Linked DNA regions of Mus musculus: region 1 is linked to region 2. The links are chromatin loops, found by intact Hi-C in ENCODE. Cell type or tissue: heart. All regions are shown on one strand. Links, peaks and the distances in the headings refer to the core of each region. The heading gives the core; the rest is flanking DNA.

The links. A loop is a pair of places that touch in the nucleus more often than their neighbours do. Peaks named below come from ENCODE experiments on the same cell type or tissue, not always from the same donor. Only the 100,000 strongest peaks of a DNase experiment are listed, where the experiment ranks them.
Region 1: it touches region 2 in a loop (2.2-fold over the local background); 1 of 42 quality-filtered maps calls a loop at or near these places.

Annotation. Positions count from the first base shown.
Region 1 is chr13:99,010,526-99,025,913 of GRCm38, forward strand. No RefSeq gene overlaps it. Among named protein-coding and RNA genes, the nearest start is that of Gm35279, 24 kb to the left of the region's middle. In heart, for the core only: no CTCF peak of the experiment used is centred there; a DNase peak (open chromatin) is centred at 8,546; H3K27ac peaks cover 1,745 bases.
Region 2 is chr13:99,088,427-99,102,107 of GRCm38, forward strand. It overlaps Gm807 (predicted gene 807), which reads left to right and starts at 12,273. Exons shown (of 2, transcript NR_168041.1): 1 at 12,273-12,399. In heart, for the core only: a CTCF peak has its summit at 5,101 (motif pointing left); DNase peaks (open chromatin) are centred at 4,115 and 5,095; H3K27ac peaks cover 1,550 bases.

The DNA.
Region 1 (15,388 bases), core at 5,902-10,901, 75 kb before region 2:
CTGTCAAAGGTACAAAATAACTCCAGAAGAGAGATGTTGGCAGCTGATGGCTCCTGGGGAGGGTGAGCCATTTTCCCTTGAGGATGTGGCCATTGGTGGACCACTTATGTTTCAGTGGATGGTCCCACACCCGTGTGCACTTGGGCAGCACGAGTTGGATCTAGTAGGGTATTAAAACCAGAGGACGTAATATTGGGAAAGGAGGACACATTGGGGGATTCCAGTGGAGTTGGATGGGGAAAACAGAGTAGACATGATCAAAAACTCATTGTGTACATGTATAAAGTTATCGAAGAATAAATAAAATTATTACTTACTCATATATAAAACAAATCTTCAAAATTATTTTTCACCCTGTATTTTGCTTTTTTTTTTAAAAAAAAAAGGTTTACTTTGCTTTTAATTATGTATATGTTTGGGTGTCTGTGTGCGTGACCACATGAGTGTGAGTTTCCTCAGAGGTAGGAGAGGGTGTCGGATCGCCTGGAGCTGGGGTTACATTTGACATGGATGCTGGAAACCAAACTCCCATTCTCTGAAAGAGCAGCAAGCAACCTCAACTGTTCAGCTCTCTCTCGTTCCCACATGCCCAGTTCTTAAAATAGGTAGCAGACCACAATTCCATACATTCTGAGTGACTATGGGCCATCATTATGAAGATGTTATTACTGGACCGCCTTTATATTGAGCTCAAGGGGGACACAAGAGCCTGCAAGCCTTGCTGAGCAGCTGTTGGCAGCCGATGACTGTGAGGATGGAGAGACAGTCTTTAGAGATGTAGTCAAGTTGACCATGCTCCAGTGGATGGCTACACACACACCTATGTATGTGTGGGCAGCAGTAACTGGCCTCAGTGCTGGTGTGTGCACGCATGCAGGCATGTGTGAGTGTGTGTGGTGTGATGTGTGTGTGTGTGTGTGTATGGTGTGTGTCGTGTGTGTCACATGACATGTATGTGTTTGTGTGTTTATGGTGTGATATACATGTGGTGTAGTGTGTGTGTGTAGTGTGATGTGTGTGTTTGTGTGTGTATGGTGTGATGTACATGTGGTGTGATGTGTGTGTGGTGTGGTGTGATGTATGTGATGTGTGTCTGCGTGTGTGTATGATGTGATATGTGTGTTGTGATGTGTGTGTGTGTTTGTGTGTGTGGTGTGAGGGGTTGTTGGGTAGAGGATCTGGGAGAAGTTGGAGATGGTGAGTGGGAGATGAATGTGGTCGAAAGTTGAATGAGCTCAAGAGAGATGTAACTGCCCCAGTCTAGACTTGGAATTCTCGTTTGCTCTTTAAGTTGCTCCGTGTTCTCTCTGCCCCATTGCCCACGACCGATGGCATTCTCTAAGTTGGTACTTTGCACAAAGCACCACTGACCTCAAGAGCTCTGCCGGTGCTCACCATTGCTAATTTGTACAGCTCTCTCTTCCCCCACTCCCCTGGACTATCATTGCAGGCTTCTCAGTTTTTGGCTGGTGAAAATGAATAAAAGAATTCAGTAACCTGTTGTTTGCAGTCGCGGTTTCAGTGAGCCCATCTGAGTTGCAGAACCCCCACTGTTTGTCCAGAAATGCTGCTCTACGGATTCTCCCACTGCTCCGGGTGACGTGGGGATTAAAGACCGTGGCTCTGAAGTGTCAGTCACATCGCCCTGTGAACGTGTAAGCCCCAGAGGTGGAAGGAACAGAGTGAGAAAAATGGCCTGTGCTGTGTCATCAGCCCTAAGTATTACAGAAGCGACAGCAATTCCTGTTGGCCATGAAGGGAATTAGAGATTCTCAAATTCCCTTCCCTTTCTTATTTCTTGTACCTGCTTTATCATTTACTCCAAACGCAGAAGAGCTTTCTTTGTGGGCTTGTTGACAGCCCTTCACAGATCTTTCTGGAAAGGAGTGTGCTAATGGCATACTTAATGTCGGTATAAGCCATTGATTTAGGCTTGGGTTGTTTACTGGAACACTGTGTCCTGAATAAAACATAAAAACACACTAAAATGCAACCTCAGAAAGTGAATATTTAAGTAGTCATGAATGAGGAAACACAATCCAATTATTCCCCCCCCCCAACCCCAACCCCCCCCCCCCCCCCCCCCCAGTATACAGAAGGTAGAAATCTACCTCTGGAGGCCAGTACTTGGTTTCAAGATGTCTTCTGCTTCAGGAAAACTCCTCTTAAGAACAAATAGAGAAAATGAAGAATGTTACATCAGAGTGTTACATCAGAGGTTGCTCGTTTAAAATTGCTGTAAAAGGGGCCACCGTATCATAGTAAAGTGATTTATTGGCACTTCTCAGTGAAATGTGGCTGCTTAGGAATGAATTGTGTGAGAACGGTAAATTTGATATCGTTCTCCAGACAAGGATACCCTGAAGTCACCAGCCTTCTGAGGTCCATGGCTCATTTAACCTTTGGTAGGGTTTTTTTTTTTTCTTCATTGTTGTGGAAAATTATTATTCTGCTATTGTAATTAATTAACTTAGCTTAAGGAACTGTGTTTAGAGATCTTAGCCACCATAGCACTGGCCCCAGTTGCCCCGTCCCTCAGCTGGGTCAAGGTTTTTTGCTGCATGAATTTGCAGTGCCCATCACCCCTGTGGGCTGAGGGCGTTTTCTCTGTCTTCTGGCAGTGGATATTTCTGAAAGAGAACAAAGCACACATGACAGTGTGTGAGATCCGAGCCCAGGTGGGATTCTGCCTCTCTCTCTGCCTCTGCCATTGCCTCAGGAGGACAACTCATGACAGAAGGGAGACGAACCGTTCTCTGAGCACCAGAGAGACCAACCAGGTCCTGGCCAACACCCAACTGTGCAAGTCAAACAAATGCTCCATTTTGGCATTAAAAAAAATTTTAAGGGCTGGTGAGATGGCTCAGTGGGTAAGAGCACCCGACTGCTCTTCCGAAGGTCCAGAGTTCAAATCCCAGCAACCACATGGTGGCTCACAACCATCCTTAACGAGATCTGACTCCCTCTTCTGGAGTGTCTGAAGACAGCTACAATGTACTTACAATAAATAAATAAATCTTTAAAATAAAATAAAATAAAATAAAATTCTAAAAAAAAAAAAAAAAATTTTAAATTGGTGGTGGTGGTGGCAGTGGCGGGGGCGGGGGCAGTGTGTGTGTGTGTGTGTGTGTGTGTGTAAATACCAGAGGTCCATATACCAGAGGTCAACATTAAGCATTACTCTCTACTGTATTTTTTGAAACTGGCTCTCATTGAAACTGGAATCTATCAATTTGGTTTGAATAGCTGGCTAGTGAGCTTCAGGAATCTGCTTGTCTCTACCTCCCTAGTGCTGGAATTATAGGCCCACACTGGTGTACTTGGCTTTTTTACATGGATTATGGGGGGATTGAAATTAGACCCTTTTGCTGCCTTGCCCATTAAACACTGTGTGGATGGAGCCATCTTTGAAGCTCTGTGGTTTGGTTTAGTTTGTTTTCTTTTTAGAAAGTGTTTATGGATTTAAAATTTCTTTATTATTTTCTGTGAGTGATAGTTTTGCCTATGTGGATGTCTGGGCATCATGTGCGTGTAAATACCTGTGTGTGTGGGGAAGGGGGGTAGAAAAGGGCATTGGCAATGAGTCACCATGTGGGTGCTGGGGATCACACCTGGGTCTTCTGGAAGAGTAACAAGTGTTTTTGACAACTGAGCTATCTCTTCAGGACCTGCAATCATCATATCATATCATATCATATCATATCAACAACATTTATTTATTTCTTATTTATATTTTTTTGTTTTGTTTTTGAGACAGGGTCTCACTATGTAGCCGTGGCTGGCCTGGAATTCCCTGTGTAGATGAGGCTGGCCTCAAACTCATAGAGATCTACCTGCCTTTGCCTCTGGAGTGGAGAGGCGGGTACTAAAGATGTGCACCATTACATCCAGGTACGCAATTATTTTTGATGTGAAACTCGTTGAAACAGGAGCTGGTTATAAGATAGAGATGAGACTAATGCTAGTTTAAAATGACCTCTTTTTTGCATATACATTCACTTTGAAATCAATAAATGATTGTGTTTCATGTACTCAATTAGGAAGAGTACATTTTGATCCACGTGTCCGGTTTAGATGGTTGATGAACACTGGGCTTAGAAGACTTCTGAGTTCAAGCTTGGCCTCTGCTGGAGAGAAGGCTATCCCACTCCTGATGACTAGGGATAGGGTGGATCTCAGTGGAGAGGCTAAGAGGGGTCCATCCCACAGGGGATGCTAAGGATGCACACATGTGTTGTCTCTCTGGATGATTTCAGTGATCATCACTGTCGCCCAGGGCAGCATCTGGCACATGGCTCAGAGGGTAGGTTGCCTGGAGGGAAACCTGGTTCTGCTTAGTAGTATTTTTAACACTGGATGAATTATTTAACCTCTCAACAATTCCTTACTTTATCAGTGAATTGAGGGCATTGTAGAATTGTTATAAAGAACAATTGCTCGTATACAAAATGCTTAGCATATTCTCTGGCTTATTATAAGCATTGATTATTATTATTCTCATCAGTAGTGCAGTGTAGATCATAATTTCTCTGGAATGAATATGTTTAGCTGGTTTTTGTTGTTGTTATTGTTACCATTTTCCTTATGTTCATGGGGAACTATGGTCATGTCTGAGCCTGCTAATCATGCATTTGGTGAGCTTAGCTATCCTCAGTAAGAGATCTATATTCAAGGTATTATTACTATATTCTATTTAGTGTGCACGTGAATTAGAGAAAAATTAATTTTTTTTTGTATTTTAGCATTGTAAATCCAAAAACTGTGAAGTATCCATCCCCTTAACGGAGTTAAGACTCATCAAGGGGATGGTTATGAAGTGTTACAAGATTACTAGGAGAAAGTAAATATTAAAAGCAGAGCTAGCTTTTAATCTCAGCACTTGGGAGGCAGAGGCAGGCGGATTTCTGAGTTTGGGGCCAGCCTGGTCTACAGAGTGAGTTCCAGGACAGCCAGGACTACACAGAGAAACCCTATCTTGAAAAACAAACAAACAAAACAAAACAAATCAAAGCAGAGCTAAGGGGTCCGCAAGATGCCTCAGTGGGTGAAGGAGCTTGCTACTAAGCCTGATGGTTTGACCTTAATCTCTGGGGTCCACACAGAAGAAATAGAGAGCTGAGCATTGTTGTATTAGCATCCTACTCAAAACCATCAAGAATCTGAGAGCCTTCTTTCCCTCCCTTCCCTCAGTTACCCTGAGGAAGATCTCCGTTCTTTCTATTCCTTTGCTATTAAAGGCTGGCACGGATGATCTATCCACATAAGAACTCAACAGAGAAACAGTAGGGACGGACACACACACACACACACACACACACACACACACACTTCTCTCCAAGAGAGTAACCCCATGCTGATGACAAAAAGAACTATGTAAAGTCACTGAAGAAGAAATTTGCAAAGCTTCTCTCAGAGCATCCAGAATATGGGGAGTAATTCAGTCACAAGGTGACCAGAGCAAAGGAACATGAGTGTCTCTGATAGAGACTGGCTCGACTGCCTAAGGATAATCATCGGAGGGTTCATGGGTCTTAAATACTTGTAGCTCTTTAAAGTGTAAATGAAGATTTCTTTGCCCTGAATAGAATGTTCCTCTCTTCTCTTATCACAAATGTAAAACCCTCACAGCTTGTATAATGTCACCATTGGGGGTCCACTTTTAACTCAGACTAGTGTAACCTCTTCTTGCAATAAACTGAAAAAAAAAACAAAAAAACAAAACAACACACCAAAACCAGAGTCACGCTGTCATAAATGAACTAGACTGTTTTGAACCTTCGGCGTTTTACCTCCATGGTCTAGTCTTACCAGGCTAATGTATTTCAAAGCAAACGAGTGCTGATAATTGTAGGACTCTTATTTAGGCCTCATGTAAATGAACTTTGAATGGCAGATGCTAGAGGCAAGGGAATAAACTTGAATTCTGTTCCTGGGAAGAGCTTTTCAAAAATAAAGAGAGCACCTTTCAATTTGTTGATGAACATCACTGCAGAGGAAGAGCCAAGCAGAGGTCGATAGAGTAGCCGCGGGAACGTATTGGATTGGAACTCTGCTTTAAGTGGATCTTTGTGCTCAGTTTTGGATCACTTCCTGAAGCCAATACTGGTCGACCTGAAAGAAACTCTGTGGGAGCTAAAATGATGTCTATCTGTGGAAGTAGCCTTTAAGAAGACTAGATCTGGATTTTAGAATTCCTGTCTAAAATAGACTTCTCTTTCAAAACAGTCACTGTTACCTTTCAGGAACCAACTCACAGGTGATTGTTAATTGTGATTCTATCTCTTGCTGGGAATTTTAGAGATCAATGCTAATGGGATTTACATTCAGGGCGAGACTCTCAGCACCTGGATGCTTGTTAGAGATACAGAATCTGGCTGGGCGTGGTTGCACCGCCTTTAATCCCAGCCCTCGGGAAGCAGAGGCAGGTGGATCTGTGAGTTAGAGGCCAGTCTGATCTACAGAATGAATTCCAGGACAGCCAGGGAGAAGCCCTGTCTTGAAAAAACAAAAACAAACAAAAAAATATGGAATCTCAGCCTTGATCTCATGTCTCCTTAGTCAGGGTCATCACTCGGATCAGGTTGCCATGGGAACCTATGGATGTATTTGAGTCTGAAGGGCTCCACTCTGGGTGGTGGGCAGTCTAAGGAGCTGACAGGAGATAATGCTAAGCACCCAGTGAGGTTAGTTAGAGTGGTGGCCACTGACATCAGTACAAGTCAGATATCACAGGAATAAACAGCATGATAATGTTACCTGACAGTTTTAAAATGTAAGAAAGAAGCAAACACTGTGGGTCTTGCTGCTCTTGTGTTATATTATGAGTGAAAGGTTTTTGGGGCTGGAGAGACAGCTCAGTAGTTGAGAGTATTAGCTGCTTTTCCAGAGGACCAAGGTTCGGTTTCCAGCACTCACACAGTGGCTCAAAACCATATATAACTCCAGTCCCAGGAGATAGAGTGCCTTCTCTGGCTTCCGTGGGCACAGGGCATACATGTGACTTAGAAACACATGTTCAGGCAAAGTGCTCATTTACATAAAATAAAAATAATTAAAATGTTAAAAAAATGTTTTGACTGTGTCATCTGCTCACTCAAAAGTGCTGCTTCAACTTTTCAGCTTAGTGACACCAGGCCTGGATTTCCATGGGAGAGAGTTATCCACTTACTGAATTATTTAATTCCTCCCAATTGCACAACATTCCTTCTTTCTTTCTTCCTTCCTTTCTTCCGTTCTTTTCTTTTCTTTTCTTTTCCTTTCCTTTCCTTCCTTTCTTCTCTTTCTTTCTTTCTTTCTTTCTTTCTTTCTTTCTTTCTTTCTTCCTTCCTTCCTTCTTTTCTTTCTTTCTTTCTTTCTTTCTTTCTTTCTTTCTTTCTTTCTTTCTTTCTTTCTTTCTTTCTTTTTCTCTATGGAAAGTGAGATTGGGAAACAGCCAGAAAAAGCAAATCACCCCTGATGAATGAAGTCTGCAGTCACTGGCAAAAGCCACTCAAGTCCTTTTCACCACCCCACCCCACCCACCCCACCCTATCCCACCCCACCCCACCCCCATTCCTTCTGCATGTTAGTTGGTCACAGCTGATATCCTAGGACATTTCCCCTCTCTCCCCTGGGCTTAGAAGACCAGTGGGCTTAATGCTTTCTTTTTAATGGTTTGTCAGCGAGTACCAGTACCGGATAGATGCTCTTCCTCCCCTTGGAGGCAGAGTAGCTAATGAAGGTTGACAAAGGCCTCTGGTTGAATCCTGGGACTGATGCTGACGGCGGCACACCCCACAGACCCCAGCAAACTGATTTTTATTGACAGTCTCTTCACCTAACAAACTAAGAGTCTGAGATTTAAGCACTTTCTAAATCGTTAAATAAATAATTTTTTGTTTTCCTGATAGAACATTTTGGTAGTTTGTCTTAATTAAACACAGCTACCAGCTTCCTGGATGGCTTCATTGATTTTTTTTTTCTTCAATTTATAAAAGGTCTCTTTCTAAAATGGAATATAATGTATGTGTCTTTTTGTAACCTCCTCCCCTTCCCCCATCAGGAAACCTCAACAACATAGGAGACTTGGGTGCTCATGATTAACCCTTCAGTTTCGTGTTGTCACGGGATGGGCGGAAAAGGGTTACAACAGAATCCATCTAGAAACAGTCTGCTCTAACTAAGCCAAGGCTGGTGTTGTTGCCTTGGTAAACTTTATTGCAAGCTCTCTCTAGGTTATGCCACAAGGGATGTGTAACGGAAGCCCCGTATTCAAGCTCCTCTTGGAAAAAAAAAAAATCCATTAAAAGGGCCAAACCCGGCAATAAATCGTAGGGGCATTTGTGCCGGAGCCATTTGTGCTGGAGCCGTGAAACGATACCAATAACTCCATGGTAACAAACTAAAGGGACAATAAGGGGAATTCACTGGGCTTCCCACCCCCCTCACTTTTTGGATGTATTCTGCTACTTTTAATTGAAACTTATCAGAGACACAATGTGCCACGTGACAGCTGCTTGCTCACAGTGGTTATCTCTACCCTTGGAGCTCATGGAGTGATCCTGTGTCACGTGCCCCTGCTCCCTGTGTCCAAGGCTCCCTCTCCGCCCTCAGAGCAGCCTCCGCCCTCAGAGTAGCCTCCGGGAATAGAGGAGGGGAGGAGAGGAGCTGACACTGAAAGGCCCCAGGCCTCAGTCCCTCACGCCTGAAATCCCTCTTAGTTACCCTCCTTGCTGTTTCTTGCCAGACTTACAAAGAAGACAGGTTTCTGTGTTTTACCCTGGACCTACAGTCAGCCTTTAGAAATTCATGGACTTTCTGGATAAGGAGGTCTCTGAGGTTTATCCAGGCTCCTGAGATCCTGTTGCTTCCATAGACCTGTGTCACCTCTGATTTTCCTTCCTATTGTGTGGAGAAGCAGAACTGGCAGTGTCTGTCTGTCTGGGCTTCTTTCTTGTTTTTCTGAGACAGTGTCTTGTAAGATATCCCAGGCTGGCTTCAAAGCTGTGATCCTCCTGCCTCAGCCTCCTGAGTACACACCTTCACCCCTAGCTTGGTATTTAAAAAATTAACTTATTTATTCACTTTACATCTCAATACATAGCTTGATATTTTTTTATCTTTAAAAACATATTTAGCAGGGCATGGCGACGCACGCCTTTAATCCCAGCACTCGGGAGGCAGAGGCAAGCGGATTTTTTAGTTCGAGGCCAGCCTGGTCTACAGAGTGAGTTTCAGGACAGCCAGGGCTACACAGAGAAACCCTGACTCAAAAAACAAAACAAAACAAAACAAAACAAAACAAAACAAAACAAAAACCCTGTCTCAAAAAACAAAACAAAAAACCACCAACAACAAAACAAATAAAAACATATTCAAATTTTTTTGTGATTTTTCTTGTGGGGCAATTAACATCTCAACAATAAAGAGAATAAAAGAGAAAGCCCCCAAGTCATGTCGCCTCTGATCAGCTGTTGTCATTTTCGAGGTTTCTAGCTGCCCAGGAGAGATAATGGAGCGATGGTGTGTGTCCACAGTTGATAACCAGAGCTGAGCAGCTTGCTCTTGCTTTTACATTTGTCTTGTTATTTCTTCCATGGATTGAAGTGGTTTTAGAATGGAAAGGGACCAGTGAGAAGAAACAACTTGCCAGCTTCTTCCTCCTCCTGCCTCCCCACTTGCAGGGAGTGTCTATCAGTCAAGCCGCCTTAGAGGTCAAAGTCACCTGTTGAGGAATTTGGAGTCTTCCTGGCAGCCCTGGGACTACTCTGCCCCTCTGATCTTACAACAGTGCAGAAATAAACCGCTATCATGTTTGGCAACAACAGCAGAATTGTGTGAAGTTATGAGTGTGGTTGCAGGACCCAGTCTACCCGGGGCCATTTCCAGCTCTATAAGCTGCTAACACGAGAAGTCGTTTAAGCGTCTGACACAGTTTTCACACCCGAAGTGGGCACACCATCACCTTTCTCAGTGGGTTGCTGTGAACACTGAGTGGCCATGTCATATCAAGTCTTTAGATAATTTATGGTAGACAGCAGGCACTCAATAATGGTAACTATTGTAACAGGTGCTTAGCATGCATTTACATGCAATTATTAAACATCTAAGATACAGTGATGATTAAACCCCAACGTGGCTCTTGGGGACACCAGACAGTATGTGTGGTGGAGCAGTTGTTGGAAGGAAGTGAGGTTCCCACTGGCTTGAGATTTGAGAGTCCTTAGCAATTAAATGAGTGTTGGTGTCAAAGGAGGTTTGCGTATATTCTGTTTAATAACCTTCACAAAGGCCATCAGAGGAACCACCTATTCATTCTCTTCCAGACTCTGTGCTAGCAAAAGCCAAGAAGAACCTCTGGAGCCATCGCAGTGAGGGTTGGTGCTCTACAGCAGCAGCCAGAGAGGTGAAGTGATAGGGTACTGGCCTGGGACTTGAGATGCAGGCTCCTGGGTCACCATCCAGCAGGGTGAGTCCATTGGCTGCAGTTTCTTCACCTGCAGGAGGTAGATTGGTTTCAAGGTCTAGAATCTCATGTCAGCCTTTCCTGGAGCTCTTTGAATGTAAACAAGATATTCATGACCACTTCAAATATTTATTGCTATGTCTGGTCTTAGCCCCTGGCCTATGAGACCGAAGTGCAGATGTCTGTCTTCCTGCACAGACCTTGATTCAAACACTCATTCATCAACCCATTCATTCATCTGTCTTCCTGCATGGATTCTGCTTCAATCACTCACTTGCTCAATATACATTTACGTGCCAGCTTTATGGTGGGCACTTTGTATATAGTAATAAGCCAGATGGTCATTGGCTCTGTCTCTTGGCAACCAGCATCTCTTAAACTACAATGCAAATGCACAAAGAACCCAACCGAATACGTACTCAAGAATCTGTCACAGGCATTCTGAAGAGAAGCCATGAACGTTAGTTGGTAAGCTACTGGGAGATTTATGACTTCTGTAAATTGGAAAGGAACAGCCTCTGGAAGAAAAGGTGCTGAAGCAGGCAGGTCCAAGCCTGCACAAAGTGAGCATTGCCGAGAGACCTTGTTCGGGTTTAAAGACAGAATGTATAGTTAACACTGTATAGTCCTACCATAAATGTCAAAACTTGAACCTTTTCCTTAAAAGTAAAACAAAAATGAAAGCCAAATCATGTATAAAAATTGAGAAAATAAACATGTTATTGTAAAAAAATATATATGTGTTTTTGTACATGCATGCATGCATGCATACATACATGCACACATATGTAAATATACACACATGTTTATATATGTGTGTACACACAATATATATGTATACATATATGTATACACACATGTATATATACAGAATATACAGAAATACAGGGTAAAGATGGTACAAATGCTCCTTTTATCAAGCCCAATATGGTCTCTTTGCTTCTGGACAATGTCCTGTCTCATTCCTTTGTTTCCATCTCTGTTGCTCTTTCAATACCATCTATGTCTGTATCCACATATAGCTTGTGATGTTTTACAGTTCATCTTTTTCCTTGTGAGGCAAATCACAGGCATGCTCTCGTTTCGCCTGTAAGAATTTCAGGATACATATCCTTAGTGGTGTTCACACTGCACCTCTAGGGCCGTGCTCCAGAGGGTAATCAGACAAGCACTTTGTATTCCAGCAGCTTGCATACGGCAGCGACAATCACCTGCATTTACAGACAGCTGCTGTTGTTTTAGGTCTGAGTCCTGTGCACCTGAGACATGTCCAATGCTCCCACGCTTTGGCTAACAAGAAGCATTGGGACTTTAAAGGGATATTCATTAGTGGTTTAGAGTGCTCTGTCATGAAGTTAGGCAAGATAAGGCTGAAAATCTGATGACTCTGCTGGCGGTATTAAGCTTTTAAGGGAGTGCTTTCCCTACACAGTATAAATTAATATAAATTAATATTTTCTCAAAAAATACGTATGCTCTTCGATTCCAGAGAAGATTGCATATCAATGGAACTGCTTTCATTTAGCCCCGGAGCTCTTGGAGTTTTGTAAATTAATGTGTTCTTCTCTAGCATATAAATCAGAGCACAGATTTTAAGCCCCAGGTCCTACTGTTAAGAATGAACAAAGAGATAGCTTTGCAAATCTAGGCAAAGGTAGGCAACAATGGGGCTGTATCTTCCCCAGCAGGGAAATCGAGCCAGACTCCTTGTTATCCTAGGCGATCAGAGCAAGCTGGTGTTGTGGATGTGGTTTGAATAGCTCACCTACAAAAGCTGGAGGGGAGAAGATATGTGGGACTTCACAAAAAACAAAACAAAACAAAACAAAACAATACAAAAAACCCATTCGCTTCTCTAGATCATTCTTATGCACACAGCCCATGGCAAACAGGCATGGGCGGTGCAGGGGATTAAACTGGTCATTTTTGTTTGGCATTAAAAGGTTCTCTATTGAGGAGGCCAGACTTTAGCAAGGGTAGAAGAGAAGCTTTTTTTTTTTTTTTTAAACTGGGAAAAAAATTCCACAATACATCTAGTAATAATTCCGTCATTTGGCAGTGTTCAGGAGGCTCCTGGGATCCTTTCATGGTTCTTAGATGACAGCCACTACTGAATCTAATGTTATTACCAGTGTCACTTTTTACAAAACTGAGAAGAAGAGACATTGGGTGACTCTCTTTCTTTTTAAGACTAATTTTTGTTATGTATCTGAGTATTCACCTGTATGTATGTAAGTATGTATGTATGTATGTATGTATGTTTATATTTATGTATGTGTACCACACCAGTGCCTGATAGAAGGCATCAGATATCCTAGAACTGAAGTTACAGGTGGCTGTGAACCACCAAGTAGGTGACATCCCCTCTACAAAAGCAGCCAGTGCTTATAACTTCTGAGCCATCATCTCTCCAGCCTCTTGCAAACTGTCGTTCAAACCCACATGCCCAAGTTTGATATCCATCTGTATCATCCACACTGCATCGAACAATCCCAATGACAGTTTGATTTTGGTTTAAGGGGGTGGCCTTCTCCGGATCATCTCTCAGAGGACAAAGAGGAAATGTCCAACCTGTGGCCCATACGAAGCTCATGAATCCCCTTCTTCTGAGGACTGTCTTCTGGTTCTGAGGCAGAACCTAACCTCACAAGCCCTCATGGATGCCAAAGGGATACATGGGGTTACTTGGCATCCACACTCTGGGGCAATATTCCTAAAGCTATAGCACAGCACACTAAACCTTTAAGCCCAGTTTCAACCTGGAAATAGTCACAGGAAGCAGATATCCCTGGAGAGCCCTGAGAAGATTCCCACAATGCCCTCTGTTCAGTGATTCTCAAAGGGTGGGTACTGGAGTGGTCATGAAAGATCTGCCTGGATACCAACTGCGCCTGCCGGGGAGATGAATGAAGTGCCCCCCGTGTAAGTGTTACTATTTTTCAAGTAAATGAGGTTGCTATTGGGCTTCATTAAAATAAAAATTAATTTAAATGCAAGGCTGAATGCTTAGTAGCTTTTTGCTGTGATGTATTTTCATAATCAGCATTTCTGAAAATGGCTGCCACGCAGGGTCCGGCAGAATCCTTCAACATGAAAAAAATCTTCTTGCACATAAGGTGGGAGCAACTGCGGACTTTCTGGGGAGGAGGTGCCAGTGGGCAGGATGATGCTACTTCTGTTTCTCATGTTACTTAAAGTCATGCTGTCTCTCCTTACCCACAGGACACAGATTTACATTGTTTTTACCTAGACAAGGCTTCTCAGAGATAAGCTGGCCAGGGGCTTCATTTTGTAGATGAAAAATCTGAAGCTCGGAGAAATGAAGGGATCTGCCCCAGGCCACAGGCTTAGTGGCTACGGCTCAAGGCAGGACAGAAATCCTTACACTGCTGGAGTCTTGAGCAGTCATTCTGCTGAGTACTCACTCTGCTGAGTACCCACTTTCCTGACTACCCTCCTTGCCCAGTACCCATTATGCTGAGTACCTCTGCCAATTATCCACCCTGATGAATATCCACTCTGCTTACCTCAACGGAGACCTTCTTTGTTGAGGACTTTAAATACCACCACTTCCTGCCATAGCAGCTCCTTTTAGAGATGGAGAAAGGTAAGACACTAAGTAATTAGCATCTTGCCCTAAGTCATAGAGCTGGTGTCTATAAACCACTCTCCCAGGATGCCTTAAAACATATTAGTTAGGGCTGGAAAGAGGGCTCAGCAGTGAAGAGTACTGTTCTTTCAGAGGTCCTGAGTTCCATTCCCAGCAACCACATGGTGGCTCACAACCATCTGTAATGGGATCCGATGCCCTCTTCTGGTGTGTCTGAAGACAGATACAGTCTGAAGATGAGAAATAGTGTACTCCTATACATAAAATAAATAAGTAAATCTTTAAAAACAATATTAGTCAATTTTCTGGGGCAGGATCTTATGCAGCCCAAGTTCACCTTGGGTTCACTGTGCAGTCAAGGATGGCTTTGAACTACTGACCCTCCGCTCAAGTTGGAGGTGTATGTCAGTCACCACACTTTGTTAAGCCCATGTCCTTCCTTCACTACTAAAATCATATACACTTAGGGACTTAAGGACACTTTTATTATTTGCCCCTCTTTAAAAGTTGCACGTTTTCTTCCTTACACTTTAAACTTTGTTAAGTATGTATTGTACTGTCAGGAGTAGCTCCTCCATCAATTCTCTCTTGCAGAAACATGTTCAGTTCTGCAGAAAATCCTGTGTTTCTCTCCTTAGGCTAAATTCCCAGCAGATGACTGGCTTGGCTGAGGGGCAGGCACATTAAAAGCAGTTGTGCTTGGGAGTATTTGTCTACTGGGCCATGAGAAGAAAGCACCTCCCATTGGGTGGGTTCGGCAATAGAGATTTATTTTTTCACAGTTCTAGGGCTTGGAAAGTCCAAGGCCAAAGATCCAGTTCCAGCCATATTTGGTTTCTAATGAGGCCTCACTTGCAGGTTTGCAGGCTGCCCTGGTGTCCTCACATGACCTCCCCCTGTGTGCGCTGAAGGAGATCTTTGGTGCCCTTTCCTCTTAAGAGGACAAGAGTCTTATCAGATTAGAGTCTCACCCTTGAAACCTCACTGGTTTTAACTGCACAGTTAATCACTGGTCCTTAATACCTTACCTTGGGGCCTGGAGCGCCACCATATCGACGCTGAGGGGAAGGGCATACAATTTAGTTGTCAGTACCGTATATTGAAAGGCTGAACATTTTTTTTTTTTGTCTTCCACACTGATGCAGAAAGACTTTTCCTTATACTCTCAATAGCACCAGGGATTATCATTTGAAATATTTGTTAATTTTATGCACTAAAATGGTATATAGTGGTTCAACTTGAAATAATTTCTCACATACAATACACACTTTCCTTCTTTTAGTGGGCTCCCTGTTTATTTAACATATCATTAGACATGTATCTGAGCATATATG
Region 2 (13,681 bases), core at 3,108-8,107:
CTCATGACTTGACAGTGGATAGCCAATCATCATGGAGAGAATAGCCAGTCATGGAGAGGACAGCCGATCATCATGGGGAGGACAGCCAATCACGGAGGAGAGACTGGTGGCAATCAGTCCCACTGCATGCCCAGTCAGGAAGCAGAGAGGGATGAACGCTGCTACTACTGTTCAGCTCTTTCTCCTCTCTTAATGACGCCTTGGACTCTAACTCACAGCACATGGGAAGACAGCTAATCTTCTTGTTAGCTTGTTACACCTAGAATTCACTAAAGCCCAAGCAGGAGAATGCTGTGAGGGCTTTCTTGATCGGATCGTTTAAGGTGGGGAAGACACACCTCAAAAATTGGGTACCATCTTCTGCTGGTGGCCACATTAAAGGCCATAGAAGAAGGAGAGCTTTTCTTTTTGCCTGTTTACCCACACTCTTGCTCGTAAGCTCATCCATTCTGTTGTGAGGGGTTCCTTCTCGGGTGTTACAACCTACTTCTTCAGGATTCCGATGTTGACTAGAAACCAACAGCTCTCCAGCAATATATATTATATACTTGTTCTGTCGGTTCCCTTCCTATTAGAGAAACCTGACTAATATGGATCCTGCCTTACCACCTCAACCCAGTCTAGAAACCCAGTTCCACACTTGCTCAGAGGTTTTTTTTTTTTTTAATGATTTAAGTTTACTGCTTCCAGTTCTAGAGCATGGAACTCCCAGGTAAGGCCTCCATGATTGGTGAAGGCCTGATGCTGGGGAGGCTGACAACATGTTACTGTATCCTCAGATGCTGGAAAGGACGTAAGAAGCTCCTGGGTATCTCTCATACAGGCATCAGCCTCAGTGATACTGTCTCATTTCAGGTAAGAGTTTGGTACATGCACTGTGGAGAGACTCAGTCCATCCCAGTGTGGTGACCAGGAGATGGAGGGAACAAGAAATGGGATTTCTTTTTTTTTTTCTTTTTTTTTTATTAGGTATTTTCCTCATTTACATTTTCAATGCTATCCCAAAGGTCCCCCATACCCACCCCCCCAATCCCCTACCCACCCACTCCCCCTTTTTGGCCCTGGCGTTCCCCTGTACTGGGGCATATAAAGTTTGCAAGTCCAATGGGCCTCTCTTTGCAGTGATGGCCGACTAGGCCATCTTTTGATACATATGCAGCTAAAGACAAGAGCTCCCGGGTACTGGTTAGTTCATATTGTTGTTCCACCTATAGGGTTGCAGTTCCCTTTAGCTCCTTGGGTAATTTCTCTAGCTCCTCCATTAGGGGCCGTGTGACCCATCCAATAGCTGACTGTGATCATCCACTTCTGTGTTTGCTAGGCCCCGCGAAGACCAAAGTGTGGACACTTTACCCTTTCTTAGAAATGGGAACAAAACACCCATGGAAGGAGTTACAGAGACAAAATTTGGAGCTGTGACGAAAGGATGGACCATCTAGTGACTGCCATATGCAGGGATCCATCCCATAATCAGCTTCCAAATACTGACACCATTGCATACACTAGCAAGATTTCGCTGAAAGGACCCAGTTATAGCTCTCTCTTGTGAGACTATGCCGGGGCCTAGAGGTTTTTCTCTTAGGTGTTTCTAGATCCTGTCAGACTGACGATCAGAATCTCTCATCACAAGCACAAACATTTTCCATAACAAGACTCGCAAATGGATGTCGGGTGTATGAAAGAGAGCAACAGCTCTGATCTTCTCGGAAGTTAAGATTACCCATAATAACACAGCGCTTCATCCCTGGGAAAATGGTAGTTACCAGAGGATGGAGGAGAGGGAGAAAGGAGAACACTTGGCTATTTTTGGTCGGAATGGTAATTAGCAAACCTGCTATGGAAGTCAGTATGGGGATTTCTTTAATAAACTAAAGTAGACCTATCTTATGATCCAGTAATCTCACTTCTCGGTGTGTTTCAAAAGGCACTGAAGTAAGTATGGATAGGGTGTAGCGAACAGACACAACACAATGCTACTCACTCTTTAAAAATAAGAGAACCCTATCATTTGTGTGCTCTTGAACAAGCTCAGAGAACAACATAGAAAGTGAAATAAATCAGACAATGAAAGCCAAAGCCACCGGTGTGGATTCCAGGAAAGACTGAATTCTTTGACCAGGGTGTAGACTGGTGATTACCAGTTGCTAGGGGCTGATTTAGGAGACAATACATGGTCAATAGATGCAAATTTCAGTGAGACAGATCTATTGTCCCAGTGGTAACGGTGTTAATAATGATGTGGTGTAGTTTTGAAAGTCACTTAGGAAGGCCTTTGACTGCCCTCCAGATTGCTAAGTCTTTGTGGGTCATTAAGCTTTTTAAATTTTTTAATTAATGTTTGATTTTAATGTTTTAATTTTAATGTTTGAGTGCTCTGCTCCATATATATCCACAGGCCAGAAGAGGGCATCAGATCTCCCTAGAGATGGTTGTGAGCCACCATGTGGTTGTGGGGATTTGAACTCAGGACCTCTGGAAGAACAGTCAGTGCTCTTAACCACTGAGCCATCTCTCCAGTCCAGTAATTCATATCTTACCAGCTCCATGTAGTCATTCTACAGTGTTGACATACTTCGAAATATCATATTACATATGATTAATGTACACATTTGTAAAATATGTAATTCTACTTGCCCGTTAAAATAATTTTTAAAGAAGCACAATTCTTGATGAGTAAAGGTTTTGTGCTCAGACTTAAAAGTCTATTCTAATAATCAGATTGTTATAAAGAAGCTATTTTAGAGGCTGGTGAGATAGCTCATTGATTAAAAACAGTCACTGCTCATCTGAGGATCTGAGTTCAGTTTCAAACATTCGTATCGGGCAGCTTACAACCATGTGTAACTCTAGCTCAAGGAAAGCCAATGCCTGCGGCCTCTGCAGGCACCTGCGCTCACACACACACACACACACACACACACACACACACACACACACACACACATCCAGTTAAATGATACAAATAAACTCTTTTTTATCCATTTTTCTTCTTTGTTTGTTTATTTTGAGATAGGTTTCTCTGTGTAACAGCCCCAGCTGTCCTGGAACTTGCTGTGTAGATCAGTCTAGCCTAGAAGTCAGATCCCCCTAACGTTGCCTCCGGAATCGAGGGATTAAAGGTATATAGCGCCACACGAGGCTTCTTTTTCTCCTCCTTCCTTATTTTTTTTTTCAAATAAGCCCTTAAAGTTGGCATTTTAAAATAAAGATGGAGACTCTATCTTGACATGTAAATGAACATTCTGATGAGTGACTTGGTCACAGCACAGTTGTGTGTGCTCAGTGGAAGATGCGTGTCAGAGTCAGCTGCCCTGGAGTCACGTGACTGTCTGTCTGCCACACAGGTGAGGAACACCTCCTGCCAGCTCCTCCAGCTCCGGCTCCGGGTGCTGCTCTGCTCTTCCTGCTCCTGGGTGGGTGACATGAAGCCACCTGGGAGGAAGTTTGAATGTTACCTCCTTTATTGGAGCCACACAGGGACTGCACTGACTCCTCTTCCCCTCACTTTGCCTCATTCTGCGGGGAGATTCTTGAAAATAATTTATTACCTCTCAAGATGTGAGCTCCCCTGAGGGAGGTGTGAGACAGCTTGAGGGGAAAGGCAGGCCCAAACTGGCTCTTCTCAGTGTTTGGAGTGATGATACACATTCCCAGATATGGTGGGGGTGGGAGGGTGAGGGTGGGGGTGGGACACAGGAGATACCACAGGCCCAGGCTGTCCCAGGAGAGTGCTGTTCTATCCCATCTCTACAGGGGACATGGTGGTTTGGTTCAAAAGATAGTATTGTGTATGTAAACTCACTTTTCAAAGTCAAATAGCCCGCCTAAGACATGAGCCCTGTGGTCGATTTGTGGTTAGCTCTATCTGCACCTCTGAAGTTGAGTCTCTCTCGGGGTATTCTTGTGAGCCATCTCTAGTGAACTTTCTCGGATTTCCTTGCTTAAATGATTAACAGACATGTCCTTTGATCACTTGCATAGCAGTGTCACAATCTGAAAGCAAAGGCCGTTCTATTTTGTGGGAGTGTGCAGGCAGGCCTGGGAGGGAAGAATTTTGGACTCTCCCGAGCTCCTTGGAGGCCTTTGCAGACAAAACACTTGGAGAGCGTCTGGCACACTGACAGAAACTATCTGCCTGGGGCCAGTGCTGAGTCTGTCCGAGCTCAGGGGTCACGTCACTGACCTGACGAAGAATGCAGCTTATCTCTCGGATAATGGAAGAAGATCGATACTATAGTCATGAACAGACTTGAACTTGTCTCTCTCGATTTGAACTCACCCCCACCCCCTGTTCAGTAAAAAGACTCAAAAGTGTATTTAGTTAAAACTGGCAAAGCCCACATAGTTAGGTGCAATTAATTTAGTGAGCTAACCAACATACACCGCTTTACCATAAAGATTTACTGTCAGCCTATGCAGCTCAAATCCTTGGGCTTAGACATTTCCCATTAGTGAACAGTGTTCGCATCAACTCTATATTGGGATTAGTGGTTTTTCACGGTTCTGGGAACTGAACTAGAAAAGAGAGTATTTGGTTCTAATGACATTAAAGAGGACTCAATAGATTGTGTTACTTCATAGATTTTCCTTTGCTGTGGATTTTTTTTTTTTTTTTTTTTTTTGGTTGTTGTTACAAAAGAACTATTTTAGGCTTAAATGTATCCGCTGGCCATTTAGTCTATGGAGACACACCACATATTTAATGCTCTGCTTCATTGCCCGCTGAAAGAAATAAGTGCATAACAAAATGCTTTGAAAAATGCTTAATTTCTCAACTGTTGATTTAATGTGTTACGGTTCAATAAGGTGATGAATCGCTCTGCTCTGCTACCACTGGAAACCAGAAAAATGATCCACACTGGTATGTTGCATCTGTGAATATTAAGTTTGTCAATGTAATTTATGACTAGGCAGGTAATATACCGGTAATTTGCATACTAATTGCTGTGGTGGAAGCCAGACGACTTTAATTCGCTAAGCTAGTCTGTCTAAGCAGAAGCCAGCAATTACCTCTCTGTGCTGGAGAGACAGCCTTGTTTAGGAGGAGAGAAAATGGAGGCAGTCAGGAAGCCTACAGAGCTGCCGGGCCCCCTGCTGGTAGCCAGGCAACACGTTTGCACAGAGGCAGCCTTGTGCAGGACCTGTAGGTGAGAGAATGCCTTTCCTCGCTGAGGCAAGCCGGATTTCCCAACCAAGTAACATTCAGAAAGCAGAAGATTAAAGTCAACGAAGCTCACTGCGAGCAGACACAACCTGTCTGTGTGTCCAGTATCAGAAATCTGAAGGCAGGAAAATAGCCCATTTCTATCTCCTGTAAAGGGAGCTTTCAATACAGGTCTTTTGAAACCAGATTTTATTTTTTTTTCATTTATGTATCTATGTACGTGTCTGTCTGTCTGTCTGTTGTGCAGGTAGAAATTGGAGGGTGGTGGAGGAATGCAGCCTGCATACAGAAAGATGTTGAGCATCCCCACTAACAATGAAAGGAAGAACGCTAACCTCTGAGGGATGATTTTTCTAATAGATTCAGAAGGATGAACGCTTTTTTTTTCCTGTGTAGGGCATGCACCACCGAGTGCAGGGTAAACCTGTATTCTTTAGGAGAATGAGATATTAATAACCCTTGAGATTTTTTTTTTGAATATCCTTAGAGCAGTAACCCTACTTCAAGAAATGCACATCCCAGAGCGTGTATACCACGAAGCCCACATGTTCACTTTTATTTTTATTCGATGTATAAAAGTGTGGTCATTTCAAATGATTCAACCAAGCACAAGGCTGTTAATTGTTACATTTTGGGATGATGATAGTTTGTGAATGCCTAACCAACCGCTCAGCAGGAGGAGGCTGATTAAATAAACAGGTACATAGTGCAGAAAGCTTACGAACATCGAGACGTAGAGCCAATGCACAATGTTTGTGCAGATGAATGGCCATGCCAGGCATTGACGGTGGGGTCAGATGGGCCAGTCTATGAATCAGTACTTGGGAGTCTGAAGCAGGAGGATTGCCATGAGTTTGTGGTCAGCTTTGGCAACAGACTGAGACACTATCTTTAAAATAAAGAAATATGAGTGTGGGTGATTAAATAAACAGATCACAATGTGCAGCAGTGTATAAATGGTATTTTTTTATTCCATATAAAAGGTGAATATAGGAAAAGTCAGGAAGGCTATGTTCTAATGTTTAATCACGTCTACCTTTTTAAGCAGGGGCTCTGTCTGGGTCAACTCTAGGAGAGGACTCTTGGTTAGCTTTCCATGTTGGAATTTGACATGAAGCACCCACCTCAAAGACTATGATAACATAGCACAAAAAGCATTGGAAAATGTATCCTATTTGGGGTTGAAGCTCAATGGTAGAGAATTGTCTAGCACGTGTAAATTTTGGCTTCTACTCCCAGTCCCAGATAATAAATAAATGCATAAGCCATACAATGAGTACTTGTGAACTAAACATTCAACAATTGTTAAGTTGCTTTATTTTATTTTATTTTATTTTATTTTATTTTATTTTATTTTATTTTATTTTTATTTGCATGCCAAGAGCTTTAACATTTGAAACATGCTTTTATAAAGTAGGATTCACTTAGGCTTGGTATGGTGTCCTTGTCAGGGTTACGACTTCTGTGATGAAACACTGTGACCAAAGGCAATTTGGGGAGGAGAGGGTTTGCCCAGCTTAGGCTTCCACATCACTGCTAATCATTCAGGAAGTCAGGACAGGAACTCGGCAGGGCAGGAACCTGGAGGCAGGAGCTGATGCAGAGGCGGTGGAGGGTGCTGCTTACTGGCTTGCTCCTTCTGGCTTGTTCAGCCTGCTTTCTATAGAACCCAGGATCACCAGCCCAGGTATAGCGCCATTCATAATGGCCTGGGCCCACACCCTCAATCACTACTTAAAAAAATGCTCTAGAGCCTGGCCATCAAATTATTTCACGGTACTTAATAACTGTAATTTTGCTGCTTTTATGGATTATAATGTAAATAGTTTTAGAGATAGAGGTTTGTCAAAGGAATAGCGACTTCCAGGTTGAGAACCACTGCTGTAGATAAATCACAGGCAGTCATATATCATGCTAGTTACTTACTGTGGTCACGGTAATAATCAGTTCAGAGTAGACCCATGAGGGCTTGAGGAAGACACTTGGAGGTGTGGGGTGGCGGCTGGGGATATGGCTCATGGATAAGGTGCTTGCCTAGCATGTGGGAGGTCCTGGGCTCAAACCCCAGCACTAAAAACAAAACAAAGACTGAACAACAGAACCCACATCTGATTGTATCAGTCTAAAATTTTAAGTTCCTTCTACCTTGGTCAATTTCAGATTAGCAGTGTTTTGAGAAAAATGTCCTGATTAGGTGAGAGCTGCATCTCAGAAGGGTAGGGTGTACTCAGAACAGTACTAGGAAGGTAGGATATACTCAGTACAGTACTGGGACGGTGGGGTGTACTCAGTACAGTACTGGGAAGGTGGGGTGTACTCAGTACAGTACTGGGAAGGTGGGGTGTACTCAGTACAGTACTGGGAAGGTGGGGTGCAAACGGCATGGTGCTGAGTCTGTTGAACCAGGTCTCCACCATCCGCATCAAATGGACATTTCATCCCTCCAGGGAATTCCTGGTATGGAATTCAGTGAATTTAGCCTTTCCCTGCCCTAAGACACCCACAACTCTTGACATTTACAGTTAACTGGTTTTCGAACTTGCATTCAATGAAACCAAAGTAGAGATACTCATTTGGTTGTAGCTTTTCTTCAACTTGGTATTTCTGAAATTTGTTCAGCTTGGTTGTAAGAGATATCATTAAAACACCTGCCCCTCACAAACAAACAAACAACAAACGAAAAGCAAAACCCAAAATAACATTTTGGAACTGGGAAGATCACTCAGTCAGTCAAGTTTGAGTGACAGGCATAAATATCAGAGTTCGATCCCTGGAACTCAAGTAAAAAAATCTGGAAGTGGTTGTCACATAATTGTCATTCCTGGGGAGATGGAAACCAGCAGGTCCTTGGGATTTCCTGGTCAGGGAACCAGTGCTTTAAGAGATCCTGTCTTAAATGACAATGTGGACGGCTCCTTAGGAGTCACACACGTGCTTGCCTGACCTCTGGCCTTATAAGTGTATACACCCCTCACACAATGCACCCACATAGACACATACAAAGCATTGTTTTCCTAAAATAAATTGTGTATTTGGGTTGACCGTTGGTCTGTTATTAGAACAGAAGATGCACCTTAAAGCATGCCTTCTGCCTATTTCTGCTGTTGATCAGCAGATAACATTGCCGTACTGCACGTGGGATGTAGAAGAAGGCAGATTCTATCGTCCTCAGCACTTCTCAGGTTCAGATCTCACATTATCAAAAAGAGAATTGAGTGTGAAATAAATCTATCATCAGAAGCTTTGCTTGGTTGGTTCTCTGTTTTCTTGATGCACGCATGCATGCGTGTGTGTGTGTGTGTGTGTGTGTGTGTGTGTGTGTGTGTGTGTATTGCATGGGTGTTGGGAATCCCTGCATATAGTTACATCAAAGCCTGACCACATGATACAGAGTTTGCATCTGCTGATCTCAAACTGAAAATAGCCTGGCTTTGAATTGCCAGCACTAAGGGCTTTCCATGGCAACATCCTGCCTCCTCTTCAGGGTAGCATTAGACAGCAGAGAGCAGGGATGCAGCCCTGTGATAGTCCAGCAGAGCCCCAGGCTGACTGCAGGAGCTCCCAATCAAGTGAAGGCTACATCCCTGAGGCTCTAGTCCCTGTCGCTGCGAATCAATCCAACACTCGACGTTTTATGGCATTTTTAGCCATTTTCTCAAGGTTCTCCAAAATAGTTATTTCCAACTGCCTTCGAACTGCTATTGGTTTTATTTTGGGAGGGGAGGGGGGAAGAAGGGCATCAATGGCGTGTGGAATCAGTGAGCATCTCTAATTATCTGTTCCTATCATGTGTTCCTCTCCTTTTCTGATTGGTGTTTAAGGGTCATTAGGGGCTAGGTACAGAATGGGAATAGACTTCAGGAAAGAACTACTGACCATTTAAGTTGGTTAGTTAGATTTTTTTTAATTGGTTGCTATCATCATCATCATCACCGTCATTGTCATCATCATCACCATCATGGAGACAGGGTCTTGCTGGGCAGCCCAGCTCGGCCTTCAGCTTTCAATCTCTGTGCTTTCCTTCCGGTAAGCCTGGGATTACAGGCATGCACCACCATGCTCAGGAGGCTGGTTGTTAACTTGAGCATAGCTAAATTTGGGGTTAAAATGAACAAACTACTGCATATCCAGCCCATGCTTCCCCTGCAGGCCCAGGCTGTTGTCTGTAATTCCTGGTCTAAAGGCTGCCCCAGGTACCACAGAGAGCAGGCATGAGTTTCTGCACTCAAGGCTTCCGGCCTTGGCCTCTCTGTTCTGTCCCATGCTGCTTGCTTGTGGTCTTTTCTCCCTGCTCTGGGATGAAAGTTGCCTGAGCCAGGCCACCTTTCACTGTTGCAATGCACAGAGACTCAGGTAGGGAGGGCCAAGCACACTGGGGTGGTTTGAATGAAAATGGTCCCCAGAGGCCCATAGGGAGTGGCACTATTTGGGGGTGTGGCCTTGTTAGAGTGGGTGTGACTTTGTTGGAGGAGATATGTCACTAGGGGGGTGGGTTTTGAGGTCTCATAAACTCAAGCCAGGCCTAGTGGCTCACTGTCTCTTTCTGCTGCCTGCTGACTTGGACATAGAACTCTCAGCTCCCTCTCCAGCACCATGAATGTCTGTCTGCATGCTGCCATGCTTCTCACCATGATGATAATGGAGTAAACCTCAAACAGTAAGCCAGCTCCCGTTCCTTTTTAAGAGTTGCCTTAGTCATGGCGTCTCTTCACAGCAATAGAAACCTTAACCAAGACACAGGAATGGCATCCGTGCATCTGGCTGAGGGCATAAGTGTGGTCCCCGTAGGTGGTTTTCTGCTTCATATGGTGAGCCTTGGCAGGACCATTTCTGGTAATGAAGGCTATCTTTGGTTACTCAAGGACTTTGTTGAATCTTTTCTGACCCCTGTGATGTGTGTCAGTCTAGGAAGTGCCCACCATCTCCATGTGTTCTTCACCTAGGGCCATCCTTGCCTCTCCGAGATGCACCTCCCAACCTTCTTGGCTCTTTTCATACTTTGTTCCTTTAGATAGCTTCACTCAGAAGCTTTGCTCATTCTGTCCTTCCTTGATATCAATTCTCAGAAGACCCAGATGAATGCAAGTTTTTCAAGCACACTAGGCAACGTTCTGAAGGAAAGATGGGGTTAGGGGTTACAGCAGCTGGGACTTGGATCGCAGGTGGGTGGTGCCTGCTCTTCCAAGGGAAGTCCTTTTCCAACACTGGCATCTATAGTCTGCCTTTCTAAGTTCTGGGCAGTGCCTTCTCTCTGTGTAGCCAAAGCAGTTCTGGCTTTACCCCAGTGCCAAGTAAGCTGTGGCGGAGTAACCCCTTGCATCGCCACGACATGTTCTCCCTACCCAGAGTGTGTTATCTTCTCTCCCTTGTCCATCCCATGTCGGGGCACAGGACAGCTCTCTGCATTCAAGGGAACACGGGGCTTCAAAGCATCGATAAGGTTGGGAATGGAAGAGTCTCCACCAATATCCTCAGTCTCTCAGATATCCAGAGTCAGCCAGAACAGAGAGATACCGCGTCTTCCAAATGCAAATCAGGGAGTGCCACGAGAAAGGGCCCCAGCTGGGCCAAACGTCCACAGCAGGCAGTGTATGCTAGAAGAAGCAGGGAAAGGAGAAGGGCTTATCATCTCCACCTTCTAGCTCCTCCGTTCCACCTGTGATTGACAGGCTCGAAGCAATGTACTGAAGCAGATTCTTGACGCTGTCTCCTCTCTGGGGATAGTGACTCATCAAACCCTAAGAGTTAACTTGTGGAATGATGACAGTGTTCTCATCCATCAGTCAATCCCTACCGGAGCTGACCATCATGAATTCCAGGGTTCCCTAGGAGCTAGTATTTTGCAGTCTGGTGGAGAATTTTAGTCTTAGGAAGACCCACCCAGAGCTCAGTTCCATCTACCGCCTTGCTGGAGACATGCCAGCGAGAACCTGCTGGGTCCAGCTCCACGCCCAACCCTTTCAGATTGTCCTCTGGGAATGGGCTGTCTTGCATTTGTGTCTGGAAACTGGAGCAGGATTCAGGACTAAGGATAGATGATATTTCCCAGGGCTTGTCCCTGGGACTTGGCATAATTAGGGATCCTGGGCAACTTGTCTCTTTTATTCTTGAAGGACAAAGTTGAGGTTCTCATACCTTGGGCTGTGACCCTAGATTTCATCTAGGCTAGATCTGCACAGGTGCCAGCTGTGCCAACTGTGCCAACTGTGATAACTATGCCAATTGCTTCAGGGACACACAGAGACAGGCTTAGTTTTTATCAGATTTATAGAACACACACACATACACACACACAGACACACAGACACACAGACACACACACACACACATACACACATACACACACACAGACACATCGTTTCACTGAAAGGAAGAGGTGGTAAGAAGAAATAGAGAAGTTGCCAAAGTTGGGGGATGGAAAGGGTTCTAGGCAAGCCACAGTAGCTTGTTCAACCGTCAGGCACTGAGAGCAAAATCAAACTTCTTGGTTCCAATTCTCAGGGTCTCCTTAAGCACTCAGGGACACGTGACTAAAAGAGACTGGTCACACCAAATTAGCTCCCAAATGCACACCCTGAAATGCAGGCATACAATTTGATACTGATGGTTTGCCTAGCCTAGTGAATAGCGAGCTTTATTGGGGAAGATGGTCTCATTTCAATTCAGCTTGCTCTTGCTGTCTCCCCATCCAGCGGAGACTTGACACATCTATATCTTCTGTCCTCTCTGAGGAAAGAAATTATTCCCAAAGCTTGGCAGAGCCCTGAGAGGTTACTGCCATTGTGGGCCGTGGAACACAAATGAATTCCCTCATTCTTATTCCATGAGCACTTGCATGCATATGAGTCTCACAGGTGCACGGGTTTTATTTAAAAAAACAAAAAACAGAAAAAACCCTAGCAAGGGAAGTGGAGTTAGACCGTGGAACAATCTGTTCCCTAGAACTGAATGAATCATCTTCCATAATGAGCAGAGCCGGCGAGAGCAGCAAACACTGAACGGTTCTGTTGATCAATTATTCAGAGGCTACCAAGGACACTCATTAGCATGTCGAAGCCTGATTGGCTCTTTCTGGTTATTCAGTGTCCGTCGGAAGGATGTGGTTTTTGCTCTCCATTCGGACTGCACAGTGGTGTGCATTGCCATGGAAAATGAGCAGTTTTAAGAGAAGGGGACTTTCACCAAAGCTCTCTTCTCGACCGGGAACCCGGGGCCACGGGATGTGGAGTTCTTTTGTAAGTACTAGGAAGCAGAAATTGGGCGTGTGCTGGGACCCTCCACTCCGGGGAGCCGTTAGTTCTTGCCCAGGCAACAAGTGTCCTTTGTGTCATTCCTGGGAGCTGGCTAGAAGCACACTGCAGTGCTGAGGATGCAGCTGAGTGGCGGAGTGTTCACCTAGTAGGCACAGTACTGGGTTCTATCCCCGGTCCCCCAAACCTCCGCAGCTCCCCACAAGAAGTTCATACTCTCGCTCCACCCAGACCCACTGAACAAAGCCTCTATCTTCTCAGAGTTTGAAAGGCACAGTCTAAATGCTGTGAACATAGAACCATCATTCCCATAGAAGGCAGGCAAAGCTACACAAATTACAAGAGCGCTCATTACACAAAGCAGTGTTGAAATCCATCCGGAGCGCTAGACAACCGAAGGGGCCATGTGGATCCCCACCCCCACTATAACCCACACTGGGAGCTCTGAGAGGTGGTGGTTTTCCAGGAGAGAAAGACCACAAGGTCTCCGCACTCTGTCCCAGAAAACCACAGCTCTCTTCATCTGAGGTGAGAGGCTCCTGGCTGCCACTCTTTGAGGACCCTCAAAAATCCATTCCCTTCTCTGTGTCCTGATCTAGGTTAACATACGGTGTAAGGCGCAGACTCAGTGACTGGCCCAGCCTTTTTGGCCACACATAGATCTTAATAGGCTATCTCCTGCCATCCTCCACCCTGTTGTTTTCCACCTAGAGTTCTAGCAGAGTTTGGGAATTCCTTCCTAAGCCTTTGGTTTATGCAATCTGCATTCTCAGAAGCTGAGAGTTCTTTGCCGCTTTCTCTTCACGGTCCCTTGGTAAACTCCTATTCATCTTCTAAAGCCCTGCTCTGGGAGTCCATCCTCTGAGAAGCCTTTGGTGGACGCCTCTGAACTTCTAAATATATCAGATTCAGCCAGATTCCATTTTACACGGCAGATTCTACTGTTGTAAGTTGCTTAATGAGAAGTCTGTCTATAGCGAAGCTGTCACTGAACTTGGTAATTGTGACTATTTTTTTGCAAGGAGGTAGTATATTCGTCTGGATTCCCAGACTGCACACCCAAAGCTTTTGGCTTTGAAGCTATTTTATTTTATTTTATTTTATTTTATTTTATTTTTTAAGACAGGGTTTCTTTGTGTAGCCTTGGTAGTTCTGGAACTCACTCTGTAAACCAGGCTGGCCTGGAACTCACAGAGATCCTTCCGCCTCTGCCTCCTGAATGCTGAGATTAAAGGTGTGGGCCACCATGCCTGGCTTCAGTGTTGTA